Linked DNA regions of Homo sapiens: region 2 is linked to region 1. Evidence: read pairs that join two places in POLR2A ChIA-PET (ENCODE). Cell type or tissue: Panc1. All regions are shown on one strand. Links, peaks and the distances in the headings refer to the core of each region. The heading gives the core; the rest is flanking DNA.

The links. ChIA-PET counts read pairs that join two places held together with the same protein. Peaks named below come from ENCODE experiments on the same cell type or tissue, not always from the same donor. Only the 100,000 strongest peaks of a DNase experiment are listed, where the experiment ranks them.
Region 2: POLR2A ChIA-PET joins it to region 1 with 19 read pairs; 2 of 35 experiments call an interaction of 5 or more read pairs at or near these places.

What each region holds. Positions count from the first base shown.
Region 1 is chr1:97,137,482-97,153,597 of GRCh38, reverse strand. All of the region lies in intron 20 of DPYD (dihydropyrimidine dehydrogenase), which reads left to right. The region is part of intron 1 of DPYD-AS1 (DPYD antisense RNA 1); the gene reads right to left. Among named protein-coding and RNA genes, the nearest start is that of DPYD-AS1, 50 kb to the right of the region's middle. RefSeq lists enhancers at 7,413-8,663, 15,199-15,328. In Panc1, for the core only: no CTCF peak of the experiment used is centred there; a DNase peak (open chromatin) is centred at 8,907.
Region 2 is chr1:97,228,038-97,244,153 of GRCh38, reverse strand. DPYD (dihydropyrimidine dehydrogenase) reads left to right here. Exons shown (of 23, transcript NM_000110.4): 19 at 9,160-9,302. All of the region lies in intron 1 of DPYD-AS1 (DPYD antisense RNA 1), which reads right to left. Among named protein-coding and RNA genes, the nearest start is that of DPYD-AS1, 140 kb to the right of the region's middle. In Panc1, for the core only: no CTCF peak of the experiment used is centred there; a DNase peak (open chromatin) is centred at 7,923.

The DNA.
Region 1 (16,116 bases), core at 4,113-12,112:
AGTCTTTGCCTAAGCCAATGTCTAGAAGGTTTTTTTTAATGTCACCTTCTAGAACTTATATGGCTTCAGGTCTTAGATTTAAGTCTTTGATCCATCTTGAGTTGATTTTTGTGTAAGGTGAGAGATGAAGATCCAGTTTCCTTCTTCTACATGTGGCTTGCCAATTATCCCAGCACCATTTGTTGAATAGGATAGACACGTTTTTAATACTGTCCTCGCCATGTTCTCCTGGGGCTATAGAGCCAGACCTAAAGTTGCACGTCATGCCAGGTCATCATATTGCTCATGAACAAGATCATGTGGAAGGGAGTGTGGATGCAGCTGTTATTCTCTTTTTCCCCATCTGAACCTAAATCCTGTTCCTTTGGATAGCAATTCAGCTCATTAGGTTCTAGACTAGTTTCAGTATAGTAGTAATGGAAAAAAGTATGATGTTATCAGCTATACTCATATTAAGCTACAGAGAATACTGCAGTTTTGCCTTGACCAAAGAATGCCTCTACTAGATGAAAATCAGAACTTAAAGTACAAGTAAATAAATAGGTGATTACAAAAGACTCTTACATTTTAGAAGGCTTCTCCATAGAGCCCCTTTTAAAAAAATGAACTCCTCTAGTGTTTTTAAGTGTTTTACAGACCATTAACTACATGGCAGAGGGGCAATGAGAAGGGATTTCTAAATTTAATGAACTAGGACACACTCAAATTGAGGACAGATAAAAATAAGACAAGTTATATTTAAAATTCTACTTTATCAGTGGGAAAACGCAACCATGAAAACCATCTAAACATAAACTTGAAAAGTATTCAGTTCTCAGGTATGCTATACCTGAGAGAGTGACAACTTGATGAAAACATTGATGATGATAATATTGTATAAATATGATAATTATATATATCAATATATTAGTCTACAGAATATATACAGCAATATCTACATGTGTGCCTTGCATATATATGTTATATACAATAGATATAAGTACTATATATGGTATATTTTAAAAATTATTAAATATGGGTATCTGTGTATTTTTACGTGACATTAATATTATAATTTAATAGATATATTTATAGATATTAACTATATCTGCATGTATTTGTGTATATATTCAATGTGTTTATGTAAGTGTGTGTGTGTGTGTGTGTGTGTGTGTGTGTATGTGATTCAGCCATCACCTAACAAAGTGGAGGCATCATTCAAACTTCGCACCTTTGCATTTTACACCTAGATTTAATACTGACATTGACTGCAAATCTCACTCCACAGAATACAAAATAACCCAATTGTCCATTCATTCCCAGCTCTTGAACTCTTAAATCTCGTTTAGATATGGTTTAAACCAGGAAATAAATTAGCCACATCCGTAGAAACTTTGGCTATAATTGCCTAGTGTATTTTTCCACTAGTAGTGTTTGAAATGCTTCCTATGAAGTAAATGCTTTACAAAGGTAGCAGAAGGAGATTCCTGAAAATAGTAGTGTAAATGGCCTTGACTGCATTTTGATAGGAAACTTCAAGCCATGTTGATTAATACATTATCCATAAAATTAAACCAGCCTAGAAAAGGTTAATTTTTAAATAACTGTAATGTTAATGTAATACTTATTTTTGATGAGGACAGGCTGAAGAGAGCTTAATAAAATATACTAGACAAATTCAGATAATATACTACTTCAAAACTGTTCCATGAATAACTTTCCATTTTTAAATTCTTCTATGGAATAGTAGAGTATGACCATTAGTATGTTTTTAATTTAAAATGCATTTTGGAACATATTAACAGTAAAATTGAAAGAACAGGGATTTGAAGATTTGGATTCTGTCTGTATTAATAGCTGATTGCATAGTACCAGATAATCTTTCTTTTTCTCTTCTTTTCTTTCATTTTTTAATTTTTTTATTTTTTTATTTTTTTATTTTTGAGACAGACTTTCACTCTTGTAGCCCAGGCTGGAGTGCAATGGCACAATCTCGGCTCACTGCAAATTCCGCCTCCCAGGTTCAATCGATTGTCCTGCCTCAGCCTGCCGAGTAGCTGGGATTACAGGCGCCCACCACCATGCCTGGCTAATTTTTGTATTTTTAGTAGAGACGGGGATTTCACCATGTTGACCAGGTTGGTCTCGAACTCCTGACCTCAGGTGATCTGCCTGCCTCGGCCTCCCAAAGTGCTGGGATTACAGGCATGAGCCACTGCACCCAGCCCCACTGCACCCAGCCCCAGATAATCTTTCTGATTCTTGATTTTCTCATCTAGAGACTGGAGATAATTCAGTCTTCCCAGTTGACTTCACAGCACTGTTGTAAAGAATCAAAAGAGCTCATATATATGTACGATTATATCTGTATAATCTCTATATATGTTCTCAAATACAGTAAGGTATATGTAAATATATGTAAAGTATTTTAATGTTTCTACAGTTTTAATGTTTTAAAAGGAACACATTTCATAGAAGAATGTTACGAGAAGGTAATGATTTCTCATTTTGAACATAAGATAGCTGGATTTGATATCAGTATTAATTTTTATTGGGTATTGACTTAGCTTTGCTTATCTTATAACAAGAGGCCATAATCCAAGCATAGTTTATTCCATTGACTTTATTACTTTATCAAAGCTAGTAATTACACTTCTGGTGTTTCCAGACCAACAACAAAAACAATTGAACATAATGCAATGAATATTGCAATGAAAAACATTTGTCATTATAATGTACTAGAATTCCAGGAAGATGCAATATATTCTATTTGTGTGTAGTTTCTTATAAACAGCCTTAGTTCTATTTGAAGCTAAAGAAGAACAGGATGGTTAGTTTCAATATGTTAACAGCTCCTTCTCTTTAAGTAAAATAGAAAATGGAAAAGAGAAGGACCTAGAAAGAAGCATGTCTCACTCCATCCAGAAGTCATGAAAGCAGATGATGCAGTGATGTACCTAGCTCTGAGGTCCTCTTTTGTATAAGAGAAATAAATATTCATATATACAGTATATCTGAGAAGAGGGCTTCTTCAGAGGAGAACCCAGAGAGAGCCCAGTGCCCACAAGAAAATGCCTGGGTGAGCTTATTATAGTTCTGGTTGCCCAAGCAAATTATATTTTACCTACGTGAAAATAATAGTAATAGTGAGAAAAATGTTCTTGAACATTTGAATGGTGCTTTCATTCATTCATTTATTCATCCATCCAGCAAATGTTTATTAAGCACCTACTGTGAAGTAGGCAATGTGCTAAACATTGTCATACTGTAGCGAAGAAGAGAGACTGGTCCTTGTTCTCTTGGAGATTACAAGCTAATCATGGACAGAAACTATTTTAGTTTTTTTTTTTTAAGATACAGTGTGTACTAAACATTTGCAGGAGGAAAAGGCATGCTTAGAAGAAAAATAGAGAATGTGGAGCTACTTTAATTTGGGTATCAGGGAAGCGTTCTGTGAGAAAGAGATATTTGGAATGATATGTGAAGGATGAGGAGCCAGGGAACAGCGTTCCACTGGTGAGAGTAGCATTTGTGAAGGTGTGCAAAAACCTGAAGGACGGCCTTTGTGGCACAAGTTAGAGAAAAAAAGAGGAAGTAACGCCACATGGTATTAGAAAGGTTGACAATGGCCACATTATGTGGAGGCTCGTTGACCATGACAAAGAATTTGGATTTTATTAAATGTGCAAAGGGAAACTGCCAAATGGTTTTACACAGAAATGGTGAAAATATACAAATACATCGTAATGTTACTATGTGAAAATATATAGGAAATGTGATGCAATGAAGTTACAGACATCATTATGAGGTGGTTAGCAGAATTGGCTTTGTGGGTATGCAATCTGTGCCATAGCACAAAGCTTCCCTCTCAGAAGGTCCTGCTCTTGGATTAATGCTCTGACAACTCCATCTTGAAATTCATAATAATTTTTAAACTGGGAGGCTTGGATTTTTACTTTTCATTGGGTCCCCAAATTATGTAGCTAATACTGTCTACTATAGAAATCGAGTTGCAAGATGATGTTATAAACTAGGATAATGACACTGGAGAAAGACAAAAGTTATCAGCTGGACGCGGTGAGTCAGGCTTGTAATCCTAGCACTTTGGGAGGCTGAGATGGGCAGATCACCTGAGGTCAGGAGTTTGAGGCCAGCCTGGCCAACATGGTGAAACCCTGTCTCTACTAAAAATACAAAAATTAGCTGGGCGTGGCAGTGCATGCCTGTAATCCCAGCTACTTGGGATGTTGAGGCAGGAGAATCCACTTGAACCCAGGAGGCAGAGTTTGCAGTGAGCCAAGATCATGCCACTGCACTCCAGCGTGGGTGACAGAGCGAGACTCTGTTACAAAAAAATAAAAAAAGTTATCTCTATTTCACAAGTGAAACACAGCTATAATTCTGTATCAGATTGCCAGTAATATGGGCTTTCAATTTGGTCCAAGTAGAGCATTTTAATTGTTTACTCAATCCTAACTTATGATAATCAACACATATTACATCCATTTAGTAAATACTAGTTTTCAAAAGATTGCTAATTTTTGTCATCTTCTGTTAGTGCATCTGCATGTTATGTATGTACAATAGAGATTAATTCCAAAGGGCGTGAAACATTTACCTTTACCTTTCCATTTCATTAATATCTATCAAGCCCAAAGCGTACAAAAGACTCTGTTGTAAACTTAGAGTGATGCAGGTATTTTCTATTAAGAGCTTATAACTGAGTTGAAAGTTAAGATCTAAATAGCTATAATACAAGAAAGGATATACTTGTAAAGGAGATACAAACAATGAACTGTAAGATTTTTCGTTTCTTTAGAAGAATCATTAGAAGTTTTATCAAGTGTTTCTGCTTATTTAATCACAGGAGTTCAAAGATGTTTGTCGTGACACCAGAATGTGGGATGACATTATTATGACATTTCATTTTAATTAAAACTAGATATTGCCAGGGATTCCATAGTAGGTATCTCCCAATATGTAGTAATCCATAAGATTGTCATGGTATGTATGAAAATCCCATTTAGAAGATAAATATTATTGAGGTCTTTAAAGAAAAAAACTTCAAAATGCCTCTCCTTATTTCCTGCAGAATGAAATAGATCTATAATTAAAATAATTCTTAGTATTCATCATCAGAGTTGAAAAATAAAATCAGACTTTTGATTCCTAGATGGAAATCTATTAAGAGATAAATGAAAATATTGTGGTTGCTGCACAAGACATCTGTCTTCAGTTTAAGCTGCACAAACTGCAAGCAAATGTGGATGTTTTCTCTATAGTATGGAACTTTCATCAGGGAAAAGCCTAGTTTGATGATGAAATTTCAAAGCAGATATCCCAAAAGAACACACACACCCCCCCCACACACACACACACACCCTACACATACACCAAACAGAAGAACACATGGGCAATGGAGGGATATACCAGTGCCCCAGAGACAGAGACCTCTGGCACTAAAGAGCTGTTCTTGTCATGCATGACAGCTTAAGGCTCCAGACATTTCATCCCAGGACATTTGTTACAGTTGCAGGCTTCCATAATTCAGGCTGTGGGCAGAGTTTCTAGCTTATATCTCCCGAGACCTACTCAGGGATCTGGTTTGCCTTGCACTTATCTCCCTTCTCAAACCTGTGCCTCTACAATAAAGTAGTCATGTATCTATCCAAAGTGCACACACTTTGTAACTTAGGGTAAAAGAAAATGCTTACCAACTTAGGCTATACCAAGTTGTATAAACCAATATTGCACTCACCCTCTTGATTCTACCCATTCTCAAAGTACAGTAAAAGAGAGCTATTACTCGCTCCACAATCACTGAGCCTGACATGATGCACAGAAGAGTTTAACATGAAAATAAGATGGACTGATGGGCTAAGGACGTAGAGGACATTGAGAAGATTTTATACAACTTGAGAAATATGTGTAAGTCTTACAGTTGGGATATTTAGGAAAAGGAAGGAGCATTTTGGATAGTCTTATCTTTATCTCAAATATCAATATCCTGGTTTAGGCTTTTAGGACCACTCTTCTGCGCTATAACTGTAGACTTTCTTCTCCCAGCTTCTCCTTCTCCAGACCCTTTACATATCACTGCCAGTTTATTTTTTCCAAAGCTTATTTTCTGATTCAGAGCATTCAGTGATACTTCTTGACCAACAAATGTAAGGGATTCTTTCATCTGGCATTCAAGGCTGTTTGTGATCTCCCTGCAACCTATTTTGCCAGTTTTTTGTTTGTTTGTTCGTTTGTTTGTTTGTTTGTTTTTTGAGACAGAGTCTCACTCTGTCACCAGGCTGGAGTCAGTGGCGCGATCTCAGCTCACTGCAATCTCTGCCTCCTGAGTTCAGGCGATTCTTCTCCTGCCTCAGCCTCCTGAGTAGCTGGGACTACGAGCATGCCCCCATGCCCAGCTAATTTTTGTAGTTTCAGAAGAGACAGCGTTTCACCATGTTGGCCAGGATGGTCTCCATCTCTTGACCTCATGGTCCACTGGCCTCGGCCTCCCAAAGTGCTGGGATTACAGGCGTGAGCCACTGCACCTGGCCTATTTTGTCAGTCTTACTTTTGTTACTTCCTTCCATGTAAATTATCTTTCAGTAAAGTGGTTTTCAAACATGCTCTCCTCCTTCCTATAACAGCCTCAATACATTGGCTCATGGCATGCAGTTCTTCTGACTCTTTATTTTCCTTGCCATTGAAATTCTACTAATTCTCACCTACCCCAGGAAGCTTTGTTTATTTTTCCCACTGGATATATTTATCTCCTCTAAACTAAGAAAGCATCTATTTTATACATATATTCATATTTACCATCCAAATCCACATTTATTTGAGTAATTGTACTTGGTTTTACCCATCTTTCTACTGCAGCCCCAATTATAAATACCATATGGACCATACTTTTATATGTCTCTGTCTCACATCATGCCTCCTGATCACACACACAAAAAAGGTTCCGTAAGGTTTAAAAAATGGCTAGAAAAGAATGGAAGAGTATTCTCCGTATTCTTAGATTTAACAATCATTTTATTTCCATCCAGACCTTATGGAAAGTCCATTGGCTGAAAACAGAACAGACAAACAAACAAACAAATAACCCTGAATGTTTCATAGAGACTGCCCAGAATAACAGGATGTATTGTATGGCCTTTGGACATGGTGTGCTTCCTTTACATTTGCCAATTCAAGAGCTTATGGTTGGGATGATCATATAGGCCAGTTTGTCTCTGACAGTCTTGCTTTTTGTGCCTGTAATTATCGATAATATCTTCCCTTCACTCTCAAAAGAGTTCTGGTTTAGATGAGAAAGTATATGGTCACTCTCCCTAAGGACCATTTTTATGGGCAAGTGAAAATACTCTCTCTACTTGTCAACATTGTATTAGTTTTCTTATACAAACTATTAATATTATAGAACTGGGATAGATTAGCATCTCACCCATTTCTTCCCAAAGCTTTAGGTTCATCTAAAAAGCAAATAAATCAACAGACAGACAAAAAAGCAAAAATAAACAAACAGAAAAACAAACAACAAAACAAGTCCCAAAGGCTAAGCCATTTGAAGTAGAAAAGGATAAAACATAAGGCTTAGGATCATTGGGAGAGATATTTTTTTCTCCTCCTTTTTCCCTTTTCTCTCCCAGGAATTCTTCAGTAGACTCAATTGAAGCCTTGAGTTTGAGGTTTTGTATTCTCAGATGGTAAGCACACCTATTAAAAAAGCAATGTATTCATGTTAACTCCCTGGCACCAGCAGGGCCTGTGTATTCACTGCTAGCAGTGGACACCATGCCAGGAGAACCTGACTCCTGGTGCAAAAGGATTAGGAAAAAAAAAAAAGTCAAACAATGCCAAAAAAAAAAAAAAAAACCCACACAATTCTTTTCTGTACTCTGTGGTTTGTTTTACTTAGGAAAACGGCCTGGTTATACCCTGCAGCACGCATTCATTACAGTGATCTTTGACTGGCAGATGCAGAGTAATAGGATGCATATTTTAGTGCTTATTATAATACCCTGTCCAAAAACAACTTGACAAATTTGTGATTTCGACAATATCTCATTTTGCTGGCTGCAGTGCTCTGTGATTGTCTGGCCCACGTGGCTTCCAGATTATGCATACCACCAATACTTCTCATTAAAATGGCCACAGTTCACCAGTTTCGGTAGCTTGGAACGAACTTGGAATGAATTATTATACAACAAAGAGGCTGCTGTCATGCAGAACAAAAGACAAGCAAAAGAGAGCTTTGGCTTAATGAGGCTAAGTGAGTGTCTCCCCTGCATCACAGCTACTTGACGGCCTTTGAGCATGGATTTTTTTTCTCCACAGGCCAAAACCTTTGGTCTATTATTTTGTGTTTATGCACCTTGAGGCTAATATACATTTTAATATGCTGCACATGGAGAAAAAAAATCAACCATTAGATTAGAACATGTGCACTCCCTGTTAAATTAATGACAACCGAACATAGAGATAAATTTAGGTTTTCATATTTAATTATAGCACACTGCAGTACGTTTAGCAAGGATAAATTGCACTATTATTATGCTTCATTTTTTTTGACATCTTCTCCTATTAGTAGTGCACACTTGCCCCAGCACCACCACCACCATCACCCTGTGGCCATGCTAACATCTCTGCATATCTTCCTTTTCTCCACATCACACAATCTCAGCCACCACGTTGAAAGGTATACTGTTTTATTTGCAAGATTTAGTGAGAGAACTGATGCCATTTTGGCAGTTCTGTGTGCATAAGAAAGTGATTTGTAAGAAAAAAATAAATCAGCTAAGAATAATTGTTATCACTCTTCCTTGCTGCATCAGATTATAGTGATGGGATCAAGTTCACTGCTTTTCTGATCAACCAAAAGCACAAAGCACAGCATGTGACTCTGAATAGTTGGTGTTTCATTATGACTCAGATGACCTGTGTATAAAGAAGGAGTCATAACAATCCCAAGAAAAATTCCAACAACCCTGTCACTTTTTGAAGCTTTTCTCTGTTGATTTTAATCTATTTATTGTAGAAATGGGAACACTTCAAGTAGTGAAAGTTACAGGGTAATAAAGATGGTCTTTGGGGAAAAAATTTAGCAAAGTTGATAGTAGAGATTATGAATATTGCTGTTCATTCTTTCCAGACCACCAAAGCAGGAACAGATTGTTAATATAACTGAAATGTCAAAATGAACTTTTCGTGTAGAATGACCAGAGAACTTGTAGTTCTTTCCATTTGGGGACTGTAATTTTACCTTCCATTAATTGAGTATATTTGTTTCATGTTACATCTGAGCTTATAGTTTAGCTTGCTTCATACACCAATTAATAGAGTTCCAGATGGTTGCCCAGAATGTAAGAGATTCTTCTTCTATCTTTGCGTAAAGCTGAAAGAAAGGCATTTGCCTATGTCTCTGCATTAAGGAAGCGTACCCATTTGTTGTCTTTTTGCTTTAAAAAGTCACTTGAATCAGCAAATGTCTTAAAATCAGAGAATACTTTTTCAGGATCTGAGCATTGAAATCCAGTTCTGGGGTTTTCCTGAGACTTATCCTTTATTTGATATTTGTTTCATGGTGATGCATAGCAGGGTTTGATGACCAGAGAATCATGGCAAGAATAATAATTTCCTTGTTCGGAAGGTCTGTAACTGGGGATAAAGAGTCAGAAGAGTCAGTTACCATTGGCTGGTGAACAACTCTTCTTGATGACACATAAAAGCAGCCGTTACAAATGTATTAAGAATAATTCTCTTTGCCCAAATTCTGGTCAAATGAAATTTGAAAGATGAGATATAAGAAATGGCCTTACGAAGATGGGCTGTAAAATCCATTTTCAAAATGCTTTTTTGTTTAAAGTTGACTCACCTCAGACACTAAAAGTGTGAGGTAATAAATAGCTAAGTAGCCTGGCAATATGGCAATTTCTTGTGACTCAGAGCTATTTTTTATAGTGTTTGCCAAACTTAAATTCTAAGAAACTCCTGTGTGAAAAGAGGTGAGGATTATATTTACTATTTTATAGAGGTTGACACTGAGTCTGTAGGTAGAAGGGTCTATCTAATTGGTACAGTCACTGGGTAATACTAAATTTCCTTACTCAGGAATCTAGATTCACTTATCTTGGAGGCTCTTTCCACCTGTGGACAAGTGGTTTCGATATCTCAATCAGCATTAGATAGTGGTTATCAAGTCATTTTTGTGGGTTAATTCACTTAGAAGTTCAAATAATTTGCTCTGAGTGGTCAGATGTTCTCAGTCCTAAATACTCTTGCCATTGAACATTTCAGTGTGCCTAAAGCAGATGTCAAGATGCCCTACAGGATTCCAATATAGCCATTCTAGCAAGAAGGAATTCCAAAACACACCTTGTTCCAAACATCCCTGGTAGAATGAAAGTGACTTATTTTCAAAATAATCATAATAATATTAAAAATAGTATATTATGGCCCTTAGAAATGCTCATGTTATTAAGTTAAAAAAACAAGAAACCTTGCTATATCTAAATATAATTCCTGTTTTTGTTATTTAAAAAAAGCATGCATTTGTGGACAGGAAAAAAAAGCTATGATAATACCCATATATTACCAGACATTTCTGAAAGCAGAAATTCTTGGTAATTTTTCTTTCTTTTTCTTTTCTATATTTCCTCAGTTTTCTTTAAGGAACATGTATTTTATACTGAGAAAAACTAAAAATGAAAGCAATAGCTTTTGAAAGTTTTCTATAAGTCTCTAAAGAATTATTGATCAAATATTTCATCAAAATATTTCATCAAATTTCATCAGAAAATCTTAGAAGAACCAAATTTAAAAGAATCAAGACTATTCAAGTGCCAAGCAGGAAAGTCAGGAAGGGCATAAAGAGCTGGCATTATTTAGCTTACAGAATAAATTAAATTAGTTTAGCCAACAAAGAATGGCTGAGGAGGAATTGCTATTTTTCTGTAAAAAAAAATAACAGATTATTATGTAAAGTTTTATAAAGAGAGTAACAGTGTTTTAAGTCTACTACTGATGAAGGAAAGTGAAACAAGTATGAAGAATGAAATCTGACGGAGATATGCTTTCCAAAGAATGAGCTGTTTGAAAGAGACTGACAACATCTCTGGAATCTTTTGTTTCTTTTTTCTTGTTTTTCTTTTCATTTCTCTTCTTTGGTCCTTGAGAAAAAGAGAGATTCGCATGTATTTATAATTCTATATGTGTAGTAGAACCATATGAAGGAAACTAGTTTCTTTTTCTTTTCTAATGTTACATGAAGTTTTCTATAAAATATATTTGTCAGAATTTTCAAGTTGGCTTTTCACATTTAAAAGCAGAAATGCTTGCCAAAGTCTAACTGAAGATAGATTTACTTATCCCTAATGTACAATATGATTATTTGCACCATAAAAGGCCCAATACTCTTTGAGTGCAAGTTGACTTGAAGAACTATCTAGATTGATTCTGTTAATTTATTTTAATTTTTACTAGGGTTTACATTTCTATTCTCTCTGCATTCTATGGGGATAAAGCTCAAAGTATAAACCTTGAGTGCTTCCAAATCTAATTAGTACATCCTACTCCAAACAGCCTAACAAAGAGTCAATCAAAGGAGTTCTTTGACCTGCTACTTGATTTGAGAGTTCCTAAGCAGTTTTCGTGTGTGGTTCTAGAATACCCAGAATGCTGATTTTGGTAGGAGGCTGTGGATATGTACTGCGGCTACTTGGCAAAGGAGTCAGTAACTCCTCCCCTGACCCCGGAGGGTTCTGTAATGCCTCAAATGGAATCCAGTTAACACGACACAGAGGCCTCTGGGCATCTATTGCCATCCATTCATTCAGCTAAGATGACTGAAATTCCTACCATGTGTCAGCCACTGTTCTAGACACTTGGGATTTATCCATTTAAAAAAGGAACCTACCCTTGTAGAACTTATATTTAAGTAAAAGAGATAAAAATGAACAAACAGTAAAGATAATAAATGATAGTATATTCGGTGATAAGGGCTATGTAAACAGGAAGGGTGGAGAAGGCAAGGGAGCTCAAAAGTATGGAAGTCAGGAGACAGGTTGCATTTTAAAGGTTAGACAGCAGTGAGTATGGACCTTTTAGAGAAAGTCTCATATGAGCAAAATGTGAAGGAAATGAGAAATAAGCCTCGTGGATGTCTGTGAGAAGAGATTTCCAGGCAGAAGGAATAGCGAGTAAAAAAGCCTTAAGGATCAGCCAAGAGTAGGGTGTCTGGAGTAGAGTAGATAGGGGGAGTAATAAGAGACAAAGTCAGGGAGGTAAGTAAGGTAGAGTAGAGGAATAGTGGCCATGCTCATGCTCTAACTTAGTTCCCTTCTAATTCAAGAACCTGTTAGTCACCTTCTATGCACCTCGTGCCTCGCTTGGTCTTCCCAGCTTCCCAGTTCGGTCTGGCATACACTTATTAAGCTTCCATTATATGCCAGGGACTGTGTTAGAAAATGCAAGCACAATCCTACATGAAGCGAGATCACTATACATCTTCAGTACTTCCCATTCCATTTTGGATCACTATGACAAGGTTTGCAGATGTGATATGTACTCAGAAGTGAACTTTCCCTACCTCCTCATGTTTACAGATCTATTAGACGTATGATCCACTCAGCTCACACTTACATTTGGCTTCATGTCATCACACAAAAATTAATTACTTGATTATTGGGAAAAAACAGTATTATAGTGTACCAAATGAGCTGCACTTTCAAAACAAGCCAGAAACATCTTTATTCTCTTAAAACCCACTAAGCTCCTCTTCTTGGCTATGGATAAAATCCCAGAGTTTTTCTGATCACTTCCAGACATTAGAACACCCTCAGATAATAAAGAGTCCAGCCAGGAAACTTGTGGCTCTCCTCTTATTTAAACAATCTCTGCTTTAACCTGCACTAGGCCCTATAGCATCAGTAGAGAAAAGGCCGGATGCTTAGGTCGTCTGTGATTATCTTCTGCCTCCCTCTCCCATCCTTCTTCTCCACTTCTCCATGTCACCTGTGATTCCTCCATTGTGCTGGGAAAGGATGAAGCATATGAGGCTAAAAGATGATTGTGTAGTGCTCTTATGGCATGGTTGTGATATTGATGCAATCAGGGCAGGTGCCAACTCTTTTTCTTAAAGGATACCTCTGTGGGATCTTCAGAGCCTCCCATTCTGTCTCCCTGGTGATACCTTCTGCTCTGCCCATTATGATTTCCTATGCTTCGGCATTTCACCCCTGAAGTCTCTTTCTACTGGGATTACCTCTCCTTGGCAGGGCTTTCAATGTAGTTATATTGCAGCAGCTTTCCAGAGTGTCCCCAAAAAAAACTCCTGTCTCTGTCATCATAAGCAAACACCTCTACTGGCCCTACTATCAGGGAACCCTCACAACCAACCTCTGACATACAGGCCTTTCTCAGCAGTAGTCAGACACCAGCCTCCTTACTTTAACCCTCCACAGCTACCCACCCAAGCACCCAGGGGCATGTCCATGTTCAGGTTGCTAAGACTGGTATCACTACAGTCAGCAAGTGTCCCATAAAGGCAGATTTTTTCCAAGTAGCAAATAGGTAGCCCAGAGTAAAAAAAAAAAAAAATGTCAGTTGCCTCTTTGGGCAAGTACCCCACTCTTGATTGTATTTAGAGTGTCTTCTGTCACTTGGCTTGAGGTAGCGGAAACAGAACATTCTACAGGAGAGAGCAGAGAAAATTACAGCACTTTTTCTGGGCTATCAATACATAATCTTTTCTCCAGTGTCTTCTCTGCCTCTCCTTAGAGCTATGGGTGACAGGGAAAGATCCCAGACCTACAGAGTAAATTTGAATCACATCTCACCAAGTCCTGCCTGATCCACCTTTAGAAAGAAGGAGATTTGCCAACATTCCTTTCATAGTTGGGGCCTCATCTAAGACTGAGAAACATCTTATGACATCCTATTACAATAATGCTGCCTTTGCCTTTAATCTGTTGTTCGTAAACATAAAAAATCTTTTCAGTCTAGAAATATCTGGTAGTGTGGTAATGACGTTTAAAACCAAGGATGTAATGATACTTCAGTTGGTTAAACTCAAGTTTTGTAAAGACAGGTCCAAGATTTTTTAAATCCATGAATAGAACCCAGTCTTGGGGTTTAATACTGTTTCATTTTCTTTTGCATATCTAAACTTATGAGTGTTATTAGGTTTTTCATAATGTTTTGATTTTTCTTTAAAAGATTCATCTTGTGAAGCCATTTTCAGAATACATAAATTTTTTTTTATTTTTATAACTTGTTTCTCAGAAGAACAAAAAACACTTTGCAGTTTTCTAAAAATCCCACTGGCGTGATCCAATTATAATTAGAGAAATCCAGCTACAGCATCAGAAATGAGATGGAAGGAATCTGAGGCACCATGACTGACTTGTTCATCACCGATGAACCGAATCTGGCATCGATCAGAATAGGATCAACAGAATTGTAGAATTCTTAATTTGGAGCTATTATAGGAAATTAATTTACATTTTGGATAAGATTTACTAATCCAAAAACTTAAAAAAGAAATATCCAATTCTGGCAGACTTCTTTTTCGAAAGGACCAAACTCAATGACAAAATTTTAGAATTCCTGAAAAGAGTTAACTGGAATTACCTTGGTGTTTTATTTGATAGGTAATATTTACTACCCACAAGCCTTTGTTATGAGGGTGGAATACATCTACCCAAGTCAGTCATGTGACTGGAATCAGTGAAAGCTCGTCACTGGTGCTGCACAGTAACTCATAAGCAGACAGAAAGCCAGAGGAGAGCTCTTCCTTCTCCAAATCCCTGGAAAATGCATTGCCTTAATTAGCAAACACTATCTTGAGTGACTCCTCTAGAGACTCCCAATTAACTAAGCTTCTAGACTAACATGAATTCTTCTCTCTTATTAGTTCATATTTATGTTTTTTAAATCAACAAAATTTCCCAACACTTTGTCACCCTAGAACCCAACCTTTATGAACATTTTTTGCGAGAAAAATGCAAAAGAATGAAACTAATGCAGTTTATTAAGCAAATAATCTTAAAAGCAGCCCACAACACAACTGCTCACCAGCTCGCAAGCTCACCGGATTATATTTCCTGCTGTTTTCAGTTACTTCTATTTATACTTCTAACCGGATGAACTCACCATGCCCCCTACTGCTTAAGAGCAATACTACCACAGTGTAGCACAACACAGCACATCCTAGTATTCTCCAGAGATTTCCTTCTGGCCATATGGTAGCTTTCAGAATGCTTGTTGAACAACATTGTTTGTCTCCCCTTGGTCACCAATGCCAGGATAAATCTGTGGAGTCATGCTGGCAGAAGAAATGGCCTCCAATCAGCAACAACAAACAAGTTCTTTATTACTGACCCCACCATCTGTCCCTGTTTCCACATGCCATTCTCATATAGAAACAGGTTTCCGCCAGGCCAGGTTCAGTGTGCATCCAGCATCTACCATTAGGTCAGCTTGAATATCCAGATTACAACTGTGCTTATCCTCTTACCTAGCTAACATCCTTTATCCAGAATGGAAAGTGGTTGGTGGACACTGAAAAAAGCCTGTGAAAGCCGTACTGCTGATAAGAGATATGTTTGCTAACGTCTTGGATTAGGGATGTGTACTTAGTGGAGATATCAGCCTCGGTGTGACAAAAGCAAGATGTAAGTATTACTTCCTTTATGTTAAGGTGTGCACCCACCAAGACCACTCTGCTTATAAACAGTGAATATGGAAGGAGTGTTCCCTGGTACTTTAATTATCAGCCCATTTTTACAATTGTGTAGCCAGAGATGTTCCCAAGATGAAGTTGTTTCCTAAAGGCTCATTTCAGAGAGGTAGATCATCCTACATGCTTTGCCATTGTAGTTTCAATATAAATACTTTAGGCCTGCTTGCAGCGCATCTTGAGTGCTCAAAATATCACATTTAGTGACAAGGATAAAAAAGACAGTGCTCTCAAACCAGCAATATTAAAGTAAGTGTGCCAAGAGCACATTATGAAAAAACTGATGGAGATACAGAGCCGACAGAATGTCTGCAGAGAAGCGCAATGAGAGAAATTGTCTTTCCCTGTTAATACCATTATGAGAAAGCTCATGGAAAGTTATTTTATTAAGTGTTTGTGTT
Region 2 (16,116 bases), core at 3,443-11,442, 91 kb before region 1:
TGGTGGCCACCTACAGGTTGAAAATAGAAAGAACATACATATAGACTAATTATGCCTAGTAAATGCCATATATTTTTCTCTCTAGTGACAAATTTAAAGACATTTAGCTCTTCATGCCATCTTTTGAGTCTTGGACAGTATAGTGAGTTTCTAAGCTCCTCATAAATTTGGTTTTGGTTCTAAAACAAATTTCACTTTGCTTCTGTAATTGTCTTTGTCCTATTATTCTTGGACATAATTATCTTTAGTTATAGCTAGTATGATTTTATAATTTATCATCTGAACTGGGATACTTTTAGACCAAAGGAAGATAGCTATTGTTACATTATGTAATTACAAATAAATACAGGTATAATAAACTGGGACTCTCTTGGGCAAACTGGGCTATATGGTTACTCTAGTTATACAATTACTAGCTATTCTACTTCTAATTTAATTTTTATCCAACAATTAATATAATGTCTATTTTTCTATAATGTTGATTTTTATGGTTTTATCATACCTGGATAATATATCTTTATTAATTATAACAATTATTATTATTAACTCTTCTTTCTAAAGCTTAATTTATATCCAGACACTTAAAATCAGGAAGCAGCATAGCATTGTGGTTAAGAGCATGGTGTTGGGAGTCAGGTAGGCCTGGATTCAAATACTGGACCCATACTTTCTAACAGAGTGATCTTGAGGATGTGGCATTTATCCCTGCTGAATCTCAGTTTACACATCTATAAAAATAGAGACAGAAATATCTATTTCATAGTAATGTGACCAGCACAATGTATGCAAAAATAAATAGGAAACTATCTGTCAATTAGAAAGCACTCAAAAGAGGAGCATTTATATTTAACATATTTAATCTTAAAAGTTAACTCATACTTGCTTCTTTTCTAAGTTAATCACTGGTATCTGTTGGAAAACTATAGAGCATATAAAATTGCTCTTAAACTACCAAGAATAAGTTATAGTATCCCCAGATTTTGAATTGGAAGAGAAAAACTAATCCAATATTTCCTGTAGTACAGAGAAGTCTTTCTGTTGCATCTTGCTGTCAAGTAGCCATCAAGATTCAAGGAATAGGGAAGTTCCATTGTAGCTGCTTTCATTGCTGAATTTACAATAAATTAATTATAAAAATAAGAATAATAAAACCAATCGTGTATGCTGAATTGTTCGTTCCAATTTGCTACATAGGATAAGCCCTTTTTTTCATGATTATCCTTCAAATATTTGATGACCATTTATAGGATTTCTTTTAATCACTATATAGATATATATGATATGTGTGTGAGAAAGACAGATCAAGAGAGATCATCCTATTCACTCTGTTGTGTTTGTAGATCTTTTATCTAAAATATTGGACACAGAACCAAACATGTTCTTTGTAATGTACAGAGGATAGAATCACTGTATGTATCACTCATATATAAAAATGTCACATCATATATACTGATGATGCTTATTCTCGTAAGGTGAATTTTAGGAACATTATAAAAATAGATATTTTTACTACAGAAGTAAATTATAACACCATTTTATCAAAAAGAATCCAACAATAAAAAGTATATATATATAAACTTGAAAGGTCTTCAATCCCTTTACTGCAGGACTCACCCCCTTTCCCAGAGATGATACCTGTGAACAGTATGAAATTCAACATTATATGCATTTACATGCACACATACTAAATGTAATCACATACTTTTTTGCCAACAATGGGAGCATACCATATATATTGCTCTGCTACTTGTGATTAACTCTTAACATTATAAATTAGAGCTATTTGCGTGTCAATTTTAAAGGTTTTCTGGAATATCATATCTTGGTGAACTATAATTTATTTAATAGAGTAACTACTCATGATCCTTTAGATTGTTTTCTACGGTTTTTCTATAGAAAGTAATACTTCCAGGAACATTGTTGTATATGTAACTTTGTGTCTAAGCACTAATGGAACAGATTCTTCAAAAAAGACTTAGAAGATATATATATATATATATATATATATATATATATATATATATATATACACACGCACACACACGTTGCAAATTACACTTAAAAATCTAATAAAGATTTATTCACACAGATACACACATTTACTACCATAGACTCAAGCTATGAATATTCATAATTTTGAAGCCAATGAAATAATATATGGGTTACAAAAGGAACCCCAAATGTTATATCTAGGAATGAATATTAACAACCCTTAAAAATTAAGTGTTTATCCTTATATGTGTTATAGCTGAATGTTTATTTTTCTGATCAATTTTCTCTGGCTTTGACACTAATATTAGCTTATACACATTATAAGCTAGGCACTGTGCCAAGTCTTTCCCATGAGTTGTATCATCTAATACATCCAAACTCCCTGGAATATTATTAGTATTAATGTCCTTGTTTTTTAATTAGGGAAAACCAATGTTTTAGGAAGTTGAGGAGCTTGCTCAAAGCTACAATTGTATAAAGCAAATGGTTTGAGACTTACACCTAATTGGTTGGACTTCCTCTGTGTTCTCATAGCATCAGTCTGTACTGATACTAGTTTTCTTAGGCAAAAATAATCCAGAGATGGTTCTTTTGGTAATTGCTGCATTGTCACTTCTCAATAATAACTGAAAATGGGAACTTTCATGTCGCAGAGACTTTATTTTTAATGTATTACATCCTTTTTAAACTACGTGACACTGGATAAGTTATTTATTCAGCTTGAGCTTCTCTTCCTTTATGTACAAAATAGAGAGGACAGCACCTAGCTTCAGAGTTACAAGGGTTAAAGTACACAGTGTACATGAAGCCCCTGCCTCAGTGTCTGCACGTGGAAATCACTCTATGAATGAGTGATCCTACTCATTCCAGTAACAGTAGCTGACACTTTCAGAAAGGAGAATGGCCCTCTTTGGTGAATGTTATTAATTCTCTTGGTAAAAATAAATGCCTGACACATGCTAGGTACTGAGTTATTTAATATGAATCCACTAGGAACATATTGAATGCATTATGAAGCAGAAAAACATAGCTATGAAGATAGGAAGACTTGGAGAAAACATAAAAAATTCAACTAAAATTAAAACATTTTCAGAAGAAATTTTTAGCTTTTCTGAAAAAACTAAAATAACATCAAATAATCAACTTTATTTTTTCCATTTCTTCTCTTTAAATTACACATCTCTACATATAACCCTAGATCCTTTTAGTACTTCAGTTTCTGATTGAATTATGCAAATATTCTCAGAGGACCCTAATCCATGTGTAAAGATGTTATTTTTAAATAGGTGTGTCCCATGTATTTATTAGTATATTAACTTCATTAACATTGTACACTTAATTTTAGTAAAGCATAAATTTGTTGGTGGTTCATTTATATGTAGGTTATAAAAATCAATCTCTCACCTCCTAAATCCTTGAAATTCTTGATTTACTAATTTTTTTTCTTCTGGATGGTGTTAAAACTGTTAACAATTAGACAGTCAAGGTTCAATTTCTAATGAATTTGTTATCCACTTAATTCATTATATTTTAATTAATGTAAGCAAATTAAAACTACATTTTCTTTTTGCATACACAGTGAGCACGAATGAGTATTATAACCCAATTTCTGTTTTATTGCCAGCTAGAGCTATTATCAGGGAGTTTATTGTGGACTTAGTTCTAACAATTAATTGTGTAACAGTCGCTGTCCTAGAGGAGTCAAATGATTAGGGGGAGAAAGACAAACAGAATTAAACTCAATTATTCAAAATTCCAGTTATTTAGCATATGTTCCACACTCTCTTGCTCATTAAAAATTCCTTTTTTCTTCAAGGATTTAGTCATGCGAAGTACATCTCTGCCTCCTTTTCACCAATAAACTTGAGTTCAGATATTGTAATTAAAATCCATGGACATTTTGCTTCTCAAAAAAAAAAAATCTTAAATATATTGATGTCAGCCTTTTGAGGCTTTTTTTCCTTTGGGGTCAAAGTAATCTTCATCAACATTATGACACTGCTAAATGACAGCTGTTAGGAAAAGAGAAAAAGGAGGGGACATGTATGGTCCTCTTAAGGTTTCAGAGGATAAAGTTCTGTCATCATAGGCATCATGCTTTTGTCTCCAATTTAAAAATTGGTTTTAATTGCATCACTAAACACACAAGAACATAGAAGGCAATGTCAAAGTAAACTACATAAATGCTCACTCTGAAATCAATTGTCCTTGAGGGCAGTACAAATTATAACAGCAAACACTTCTACAATTTTTATTATGTCCTCGCCTTTTATATATATTATGTAATTTATTCTTCAAAACAGCTCTATGAAGACGTTATTACAATTTTTATTATTTTATAGATGACAAAATTGAGATTCGGTGGGATTTAAAAATTTTCACAAAGTCACACAGCTTATAAATGGAACTAAGATTTGAACCTCAACAGTTGGCCCAGTTGTCTCTCTGATGTTGGTAACTAGTTCATCCTCAAATTGCCTTCTTGATAGAATTCATATTAATAGTATTTATAAAATGTATAATGTTCTAACAAATGTGAATTGTTTCTAATGGAATACTGGTAGAGAATGAATAACTGGATTCAAATTATTAACTTGAAATAACCTACTACAATGATAAGACCTGGTGTTTTGTGAGTCAAGCGTAGATATATAGTTAGGACACAAACTGATGAACCAGGAAAAAAAAAGCCATAGGTGCTTAAAAAATATTTTGTGGATAGACAGATGAATGGATAAATGAAGACTGAGTAAGGAACCTGATTGTCATAATACATTAATACACATATATCAATATATAATATTATAGCCAATGATAGCATTTCTGAAATTGTATTTAAAATGATATCTGACAAATGAGAGTTCATTTTCTTAAGAAAAATACTTTTCATCAAAATCAGATTGATTAACTTAATTCAAAATCTCTGGCTTACTAAAATGTTTTTCTGAAACATGAATCAATTCAAGAATGTTCTGTGTAGTTTATCTAAGACAATCTATGAATTCAACACACTGATTTGTATTTTAAATTATGACTACATGGAGGGCCTAGAATGATTATTGACCAAAAGTTACAGTTCAGTCTAGTCCACCACAAGAGCCACATAATGCAAAGCAAAGTTCTTGGTAGCAATGTTGCAACTCATAAGTCCAGTTCATTTTTCGTTTGTTTGTTCGAACCTGCAGCTTGTTTCAAAACGTGGGAACTCAGAATGGCTTGATTTTTATTGGAGGATTCCACACAGTTGAAGCAGAATGGCTTGATGTAACTGAATTCCCCATTAGGTTCATCTGGCCACCCCATGTAGATGAGGGCTTAATTTAAATTGCATGTTACCTGTTAGTTCAATTAAGTGTATAGGATTTCAATTTCTTGATTTAAACCTTGTTGTTTCCTTAAAGATAGAGCCCGCATACACATTCTTTGAACTTCTCACACTGGCTTCTTCCTCCCTAGTCTTTGGTCTAAAATCATTAATCACTGTAGCAGTGACAAAATTTTAAAAGACCTTTATCTCGATAATTGTAATTCAGGAAGTCTTTATGATTTTAATTGGCATATGTACAATTTTGTATGGCATTGATATATGTATTTTCTTTAAACCAACAGTTTTATTTTTATCTTGAACCTATTATTACTTCATTTCTGTCATTTTAAAACTAAAAATAAATTCTACATAGCAATTTAGAAAGATCTTTTTATATACCTTCATTTTCCTTCTAGAAACCGTTCTTAGTGGATGAAGTCATTCTTAAGAACTATTCCCCATAAAAATGCTGAGAACAGGTAGATTATATTTTGTATTAAATCAGTTGAGTTATAAAAAATCAAACTGGGTTTATAATGGAAATAAAAACTGAATTTACTGTAGTCCAGCAACAGAGAGATCATTTCTTCATTTTTTGGATCTCATTTCCTCAGAGAACATAGTTACTCTTAACTTGAAAAAATACTCTTATTTTTTGAAAAGATTTTCTGTTCATTAGGTACATTATAAAAGCGTTAGAAAGGAAGAAAAGCATAAATTGGAAAATGTCTTATTGACCTAATTGAACATCTTCAAATGCCAATAAGAATTTGCTGATTTTTTTAACACCTGTGTAATAATGTTGCCCTTTAAGTGTCACTGGTTAATTTTTCAAAGCTGTGTTGCCTTTTTATGTCCATTAATATCAATAGAATATGTGGCCAAATCCCTGTATACCACTTTGAAATTTTACCCCTTACTGTTAATGATAGTCTTCTAACAGTGGAGGTAGAAATAAATTATTTATCTACTTAGCTCAAATTTACTCTCTTGGGTCAACTAAATAAGGGAGGAAAAAAACCAATATTTCTTTATTACTTCAAAGTAGTGTGTATGTAAAGAAGCCATTGGGTTGGTATGTATTGGCTATGCCAGTTATATTATGCAGAGATAGCTGTGTGTCTATCAAAAAGTTTGTTACAGCTTTCCTTAAAAAATGCTTTCCTTTAACTTTTGTTATGTAGATTTCTTTTAGTATAACTGAAGATATGTGTATATATATGTGTGTTTTTGTATTCTCACTATAAATTCTGTCCACTATTAGCCTTTTTATGGTTAAAACATAAAAACTGTGAGGAATCACTGATAAATAATATAGAAGTAGAATCTTAATGTCCGGTTTCTAATTTGCCCAACTTAATACTTTGTATCCAAAATGTCTATTATGAATTTTGAAGTGTCAGCATTGAATATTCCTAACTAAGGAATGCTATAGTAATATGTAGAGGAAGATGTTTGAGGTGTGGGAGCCACAAGTAGACATTTCCACAAACATTTTTGTGTTGAGTACAAAAGCAGTAGTCATGCAAACGTTCAATTTTATCTGAAACAGATATGAACAGGATAAAAAGAAAGCCACCGATTTTTTTTTTTTTTTTTTTTTTTTTTTTTTTGAGACAGAATCTTGCTCTTGTTGCCCAGGCTGGAGGGCAATGGCGCAATCTCGGCTCACTGCAGCCTCCACCTCCTGGGTTCCAGCAATTCTCCTGCCTCAGCCTCCTGGGTAGCTGGGATTACAGGCGCCCGCCACCAAGTCCAGATAATTTTTGTATTTGTTTGTAGACACGGGGTTTTACCATGTTGGCCAGGCTGGTCTCAAACTGTTGGCCAGGCTGGTCTCAAACTTCTGACCTCAGGTGATCCCTCTGCCTCGGCCTCCCAAAGTGCTAGGATTATAGGCGTGAGCCACCACTCCCAGCCTCTGTTTTAGACTTTATTTTTTAGAGCAGTTTAGATTCACAGCAAAATTGAGAGGAAGATACAGAGATACTCAATATATCCACTGCTCCAACACATGCATGACCTCCCTCATTATCAACATTCCCCACTAGAGTGATACATTTGTTGTAATCCATGAACGTGCATTGACACCTATAGCCTAACCACCCAAAGTCCGAACTTTACAATAGGTTTCACACTTGGTGTTGGGCATTCTATGAGTGTAACAGATACATTCTCTAAGTGTGTTTTGTGTGTGTGTGTGTAAATGTATAACAACATGCATCCACCATTATAGTATATATAGTATTTTCACTGTCCTAAAAATCCTCTTTGCTCTGCCTATTTATCCCTCCCGTTCGCTCCTTACTACCACTGATATTTTCACTGTCTCCACAGTTTTTCCTTTTCCAGAATGTCATATAGTTGGAATCATATGCTATCTAGCCTTTTCAAATTGAAAGCCCTTTAACTTTTTGTTTCTTTTCTTATTTAATTATTTTATTTTATTTTTTAATTTAATTTAATTTTAAGTTCTGGCCATTTTTTAAAGGAAGGCTGTGTGTGCTACCTCAGAGTAAGCACTCCAGTAAATACATATTGATATTGCTGGTGACTAGTGGTGGTGGAGGTGATGACAAAGAACTCACCACGTGAGGCTGAACCAGTTATTTGTTTATGTTGTTTGTGAAGCCCTGGTTTAAGGCAGTGTCAAATTCTTGCATAAGTTGAACTGCCTTTAGTTCAGAAAATGCTTAAAGGACCCCTGACTTATAAGGGAACACCAGGAATATCAAATTATATTCCTTTATTATGAAAGCATTAATGTACTCTGGGATGTTTAACATTTGAGAATTCAAAGTAGCTTTAGTACAATATACTCATTTTTAAAATAGCCCCAAAGTATTCTTTCTATCCATACAATTTTTATTACTATTAGGGAATAATATACTGGTAATGTCTGGCTAATTAAATATTAAAAAATTAAATTCATACACTCTAATTACTGGATTCTAGTAAATTCTCTTTAACTTGATTAAAACTTTCTAATATGTGAAAAATTGGATTAGACTCCCTATTTTTTTTCAAATTGTGGGAAGTACATATAAAAAGCAACATGGAATCTGTAAGTTCATCAGCACCTTGCCTTTTTTTACAGAGTCTATGTTCGCAACATCTGCTTTGTACTCTAAAGAAACATAACATAGCTGTATGTCTACTGATGTACTATATGGGATTGTTTTTCTTTTCAAAATCTGCTGTTCCTTGTTTTTTGTTTGTTTGTTTGTTTTTGAGACAGAGTCTCACTCTGTCACCCAGGCTGGAGTGCAATGGTGTGATCTCGGCTCACTGCAACCTCCGCCTCGTGGATTCAAGCAGTTTTCCTGCCTCAGCCTCCCAAGTAGCTGGGATTACAGGAGCCTGCCACCACGCCTGGTTAATGTTTATTTTTGTATTTTTAGTAGCCATGGGATTTCACCATGTTGGCCAGGCTAGTCTCAAACTCCTGACCTCAGGTGATCCACCCACCTCGGCCTCCCAAAGTGCTAGGATTACAGGCGTGAGCCACTGATGCTCAAATATTCTATGCAATCTTTTACACATTACTGTATATCCAATTGTAATATGCATGTAATATGTGTGCACAGAGAATTCTGTGTTTGCTATACCTACTTGTATAACATGTCTAAATTCAATATTGGTATCAAAGTCCTTAAAATAAATAAACATCCATTAACAAATTAACATGCTTTAAAACATAACATTTATACACTACATATGTATATACATCTTAAACAGAGATAAAGTAATTTGAAATTTGTCCAGTGACGCTGTCATCACATCATAGTAATAGAAGTAATATAAGACAGTATACTCAAGTGGTCAGTGTGCTAACCATTGATTATTCTGATTTTGTGTAGGGACAGCAATCAGACCTATTGCTTTGAGAGCTGTGACCTCCATTGCTCGTGCTCTGCCTGGATTTCCCATTTTGGCTACTGGTGGAATTGACTCTGCTGAAAGTGGTCTTCAGTTTCTCCATAGTGGTGCTTCCGTCCTCCAGGTAGTCATTGTGTTTGTCTGTCCCTTTTAAAAATCTCCATCTCACAAATGCAATGTAAGTTATGTGACAAAAAAAAAATAGATTCGTTTTTGGGCCTCTTGAAAAGGAGGCCATTTGGGATCAAAATGGCAGCATGTATTAAGTTCCTCTGACAAGTTATGAAGAGACCTGAGGTTTATTTCCTGTCCTGTTGAGGGCTTACGAACCCACTGTCTTTTCTTAATACATTTATTCACCCATGTGATCCTGAAATAAATAAGATCAGGTACCAAAATGAGTACTGTCCTCCTGGAAAAACAATACATGAGGAAATCTGAGTAAAAGTAAAATCTCAATTGAAAAACAAAATGAAATCAAGGGTATGAAAATCTATGTCATTACCAAATTTGATCCTGAGATTCCTGGCAGCCAAAGAAATAAATTATTAGCTTTATAACTTTTAAAATATTAAAATAAATTGATTGTTCAGCTTCTTGTGGTACAAAGCTGAGGGAACTTCTTTCTTCCCTTGTCCTCTTAAAGGGATGCTGTGAGATGTAGTGAATTGTACTCTTAATAATACCCCTAAAATAATAAAAATTAGAACATTAAAAAGTATTCATATACTTTTTAAAAATAATGTTGCTCAACATGGGCTTAGTACTGTCAGCACATTTTAGCATAAGAATTTCTCATTCAGGTTTTGTAGTCTGAATTGACCTAGGGACCAAGCTTTTTATATGACTAGACTGTGAACTGTGAACTCTCTGGTAATACTCCATTAATAATGACTTCTCACTACTTAGCATTGATGGTAATTGGAAAGCAGAAAGTTTGGCATCACATATTCTCTGGCAAAAGGGTAGAGTGTAAATAGTTCATGTTGCTAACTTGACAATCAGAATTAACATTGTTCTATGAAATACCTACAATCTATGGTGGAAATAATATGTATTAGAAAGCTAATGGAGGCAGACTTCTGCTTCCAAGAAGATGGAATAGATTTACTTTTCTCTGTGCCTCCCACTGTATACAGCTAAAAACCCTTATATGTAAAACTGATGATATAAGAAGACTGAAAGGTGAAGAGAAGGCAGATTGGCTAGGGATCTCAAGACCCGAGAAACAACACAGTGGTGAGTTTCCTGCGATTTTTTTCCTCACATATCTCATCTCACACTTGGAGCCAAAGAAGCTCAACAGCCCAGAAACAACAATAGGCACAGATGAAAAGCCTGCTCTCTCTAGCCAAAGAACCAGGAAAGGGGCAGTCTAGCAAGAGAGAGAACTTTTAGACATAACTTCCCTGCTCCACCCAACACCACGGATAAATATTCCATCCCTACACCCATCCATGCAAGCAAAGGACAAGTAGGGATCTTAGACGTCCACCCTCACCAAGCAGTCTCACATCCCCACTGGGCAAAAATGAGCCCTCACCCCCATCCCATATCAGAAGCCTGGACTTCTACCCTCACCTGAGAGTAATGAGGTGTCCGTCCTCCCCCCTTCTGCAGTAGTAGTAGAGGAGGTCTAGTGCAGAGTCAGGACCTTCATCATCACCGTGTGGTAATAAGGCCACTCTCCTTTCCTCCTTCTTATGGTGTCAGTGAAGGCCAAGTAGGGAGCAGCAACAAGGCGTGCCTGCATCTCTTAGCCAGGGATGTGTCAGTGCAGGCTTACTGGAGAGCCAGAATTCTCACCTCCTCCCAGCAGTAACCAGGAGCCATGCCCCTCGGGTGTCCAAGAAAGCCAAGTAAGATACCTGGGCTTCTATCTGGCATTAAGGAGGTGGCATTCTCCACTTCCCCTGCCAGACTGACACCAAGGAAAGCTAGCAGAAACAAAGTTTAAATAAAATCAAGAGTCTCTTAATATTATACCAAAATTGTCAAGATTTCAATTAAAAATTACTCATGATACCAAGACCCAGGAAAACCTCAGGCTGGATCATAAAAAAGAATTGATAGATGCCCACATTAACATGACAGAGATACTATAATTATCTGTCAGATATTTTAAGCCTCCATTATAAAATTGCATTAACAAGCAACTACAAGTATGATTGAAACAAATGAAACAACAGAAAGTCTCATCAAAGAAATAGAAGATATAAAGATGAAAATTTTGGACTTAAAAATGCAATCACTTAAATATAAAACTCAGCTGATGTGCTCAATAGTAAAATAAGAGAACAGAAGAAAAAATCAGTGAACTAGAAGATAGAGCAATAGAAATTGGCAATAGAAATTGGCCAATATGAAAAACAGAGAGAAAAAAAGACTGAAGAAAAGAATGAAAACAGCCCTCAGGGAACTGTGGGACTATAACAAAAGATGTAACACTAATGTCCTCAGAGTCCCAGAGGAGAGGTGAAAAAGGCAGGAATGGAAAAAAAATAATGGCTAAAAATATTCCAATTTTTGCAAAAGACATAAACCTGTAGATTCAAGAGGTCAAGGTAGACTTCCAAAGAGGGCAGCTTCAAAGAAATCCATACCAAAATCCATCATATTCAAATTTCTGAAAACTGAAGAAAAAGATAAAACCTCGATAACAGCAAGAGGAAGATGACACCTTACTTATTGGGGACAAACAATTCTAATAACAGGGGATTTCTCATCACAAGCCATGGAGTCTGGAAGAAAGTGGGACATTTTTCAAATGCTAAAACAAGAACTGTCAGCTCAAAATCCTGTATCCTTCAGAAATGAGCCAGAAATCAAGACATTCTCGGCTGAAGAAAAACTAAGAGAATGTATTGCCAGGAATCCTTAACCAAAAGAATGGCTAAAGAAAGCTTTTTCAGAAGAAAGAAAATGATAAAAGAAGGCACCTTAGGATATCAAGAAGAAAGGAAGAATATGGAGCAGTGTCTTCAAAAAGAATCTGGAAGATAACAGTATCCAGGCTTGAGTATCACCTGAATTTATTTTCATCCACATGTAGAAATACCTGAGCTGAAGGATACAATGGAGTTATGAGTGGGTTTCAGAAGAGACTCTTGCTCATTGTCAGATGTGACCATGGGCAAGTCACACATGGAAGTAAAGATTATTGACTGTCTACCATGTGCTGGTAGTAATTGCTGCTACATATAGTATTTCCACAACCTACTTGAGAGTGAAATTTTTAAATATTTTTTTTTATTGACATCAACTAAGGCTTGGAGGATAAAAGTGATTGATATGGCTTGGCTCTGTGTGAGATTACAATTCAAATCTCACCTTGAATTGTAATAATCCCCATATGTTGTGGGAGGGACCTGGTGGGAGGTAGTTAAATCATGGGGGCAGGTCTTTCCTGTGCTTTCCTGACAGTGAGTAAGTCTCACTAGATCTGGTGGTTTTATAAAGGGGAGTTCCCCTGCACATGCTCTCTTGCCTGCCGCCATGTAAGACGAGACTTTGCTCACCATTTGCCTTCCACATGATTGTGAGGCTTCCCCAGCCATGTGGAACTGTGAGTCAATTAGACCTCTTTCCTTTATAAATTACCCAGTCTTAGGTGTGTCTTTAATAGCAGTCACATGACTAGCAATGGAGCCAGAATTCCCATCTAGAGTTTCACAGCCACAAAGCAAATACTCTTCCAACTGGGCATATTGCCTGTCTTCCATCACAGGACCTGTAAGACGGGAATATTAGTAATACGCAAGTCTTCCATGCCCACTCAAAGCTTACATGTTCAGGCTATAGCTTACCTCTTAGAGTCAAGTTTCTATGAAGAGAAGAAAAGTGAAATCATAGAAAACTAAACGAGAGTTATGTGTCCTGGGTGTAGATGTGTGCTCAGGGTGCAGATCCTAGTATGTAAATATACATAGAGTACTATGTGTCCTCATAGAAATGAATGGTGAAATAATTATTCAAATGTCAGTTTCTACTTAGGCTCCTCTTAGATGGAAAATCAGAAACTCACTGACTATGCACATGAAGCCTATTGTATTCTGGACATGAAAGGACCCTGGAACTGGAACTGCAAGAACCAGTGGGACAGTCCTGGGGCAAGACCTTTGCCATCTCTCTTTTGTGAGCCATGTGATTTCTTCTTCAGAAGAAACTAAATTTCTGTCCACTCTTGTTCTCTCCATGGCTTACTCTTGCCTCCTCTGAACTTCTATCACATGGCTGTCATGACCCTTAGACCCACGCCACATTGCAGCCTTTTAGCTCTCATTTCTCCATGAAATGTCCCAATAGCTTACTGTCTATTGGCTTGGATTTCTTTTTTTAAACTTTTATTTTAAGTTCAGGGTACGTGTGCAGGTTTGCTACATAGGTAAACTTTTTTCATGTGGTTTGTTATAGAGATTATTTTATCACCCAAGTATTAAGCCTAGTACTCATTATTTTTCTTGATCCTCTCCCTCCTCCCATCCTTCACCCTCTCATAGGCCCCAGTGTGTGTCATTCCCCTCTATGTGTTCATGTGTTCTCATAATTTAGTTTCCACTTCTAAGTGAGAACATGCAGTATTTGGTTGTCCGTTCCTGTATTACCTTGCTAAGGATAATGGCCTCCAGCTCCCTCCAGGTCCCTGCAAATGACATGATCTCATTCCTTTTTATGGCTGAATAGTATTCCATGGTGTACATGTACCACATTTTCTTTATCCAGTCTATCATTGATGGGAATTTAGGTTGATTCCATGTCTTTGCTATTGTGAATAGTGCTGCAGTGAACATACATATGCATGTGTCTTTATAATGGGATGATTTATATTCCTTTGTGTACAGCTCAGACTGCTAAGAGAGGAAATCTGTTTGCCTAAATTTATCTTTTTATGCCAGGCCCCATCATAAGCTATTGGTTACCCCATGTATTGACTGCTTGGTGTGTAACAGAAATATAGTAAATTTTGGTTGAATGAGTTTGTTAAATGAATGTGCTTGGTTATGGGTTTTTTGTTTTGTTTTGTTTTTACCAGAATTGTGAAGAGGGGATACAAGGATTCACATGGTATAAAAGAAATCATTATCTCTTTAGCTCTAGCTGGGAATAGCCCAGAGACTTTCTGGCTATTAAAATATTGGTTCCCAAATGATTTTGTTAAAAATGTAAAGTTTCACACATAGGTTTTTACTTCAGAAATGAAGAGGAAATCAAGACAATTTCAGCTAAAAAATACCTAGGAGAATTTATTGCCCAGAGAGCTGGCAATCTAATCTGTAGAAATTTAAAGATTATTTTTCAGCTCTGCCATTAGCTTGAGTCAGATTTTTAACTCAGCCAGAACATGTTTTTTTAACCAATATTAGCTAAAGTATGAATTAAAATCAGTATATATATATATATATATATATATATATATATATATATATATACTTAGGATGGTCATAAGGTGGGAAATATTTGAATTTATAATTTTAGTTTGGTAGTTCAGTGGAGGGTAGAGAATATATATTTCCATCTTTCTTCCATTCTAACTGAATTTCACTTCATTCCACTCCCTAATCTTGGGTTAACCTAACCTTTCGTTCAGTATAGTTTTAAGCTGTTGAATATTATTAGAGAAATTAATGTAACTCTGCAATTGGGCTTACTCCAAATACATAGTGTTTAATGTCTGCTGGGGCTTGGGTACTAGTCAGTATTTCTTTTTATTCGTCTTTTTTTTTTTTTACTTCCCATCAAATTCTTTTTTTTTTTTCTTTTTTTTTTTTTTTTGAGAAGGAGTCTCGCACTGTTGCCCAGGCTGGAGTGCAGTGACGCAATCTCAGCTCACAGCAAGCTCCGCCTCCCGGGTTCACACCATTCTCCTGCCTCAGCCTCCCAAGTAGCTGGGACCACAGGTGCCCGCCACCATGCCCGGCTAATTTTTTTGTGTGTGTATTTTTAGTAGAGACAGGGTTTCACTATGTTAGCCAGGATGGTCTCAATCTCCTGACCTCGTGATCCGCCCACCTCGGCCTCCCAAAGTGCTGGGATTACAGACAGGCATGAGCCACCGCACCCAGCCTCAAATTCTTTCTTGCAGTTAGTTCGAATCTTTTTCATACAGCTCAAAGCCCTTAGCCTCTTGATCATCATCCTCCCATTTCTCTCATATCATCCTTTCATTGCCTCTCATTGCCCAACCGAATTCTGTTCTCTGGTTTTACAATATTTATTAAATCCACCTTTCTAATGATTTCTATTCACAAGTGAAATGTGTACCAACAAAATGAATTCTTTATAGCAGGTATAACCAGACAAATGAAATTGATTTAAATATCTAGGTTATGGTGCTGATACACTAGAGTATAGAAATAGAAGTCCTGTAATGGGTGTAGAAATAGTAATATAAATAAATATTTTGATTCTGATTTTTCTCATACACTATTCATCATGTGTATAGACTATGTAGATAAGTGAGTGCCCTACTAAAATTAAGATTTACACTCAAATTAGTAATTTCAAAATCTTATGTAATTAAGTGAGTTCACTGCTAAAATAAAGATTTACACTCAAATTAGTAATTTCAAAATCTGTTCCAAATGAATCTATGTTTGTAAATTAAGCCATATGACTGACATTAAGAAGAGTAATGACATTTCAAGAATGGAAAGCTAATTTTTTTCATAAGTTGCATAAGTGTGATAGCGCATACCTTCTTTATTGCTTTATATGCATCACAGAGAATAATTCATTCATTCATTTTTTAATAAATATGTATTGAGACCCTACTATATATTCTTAGCATTGTTGTAGAAATTTAGAGTATTTCTGTGAATTAAAAAAAAAAACAACTAAAGTCTGTTACCTTATTGGGCTTACATTCTTGTGAGCAGAGACAGAAAAATATACAATAAATGTTAAATGTAAGTGTATTATATTTAACATAAGATAAGTGC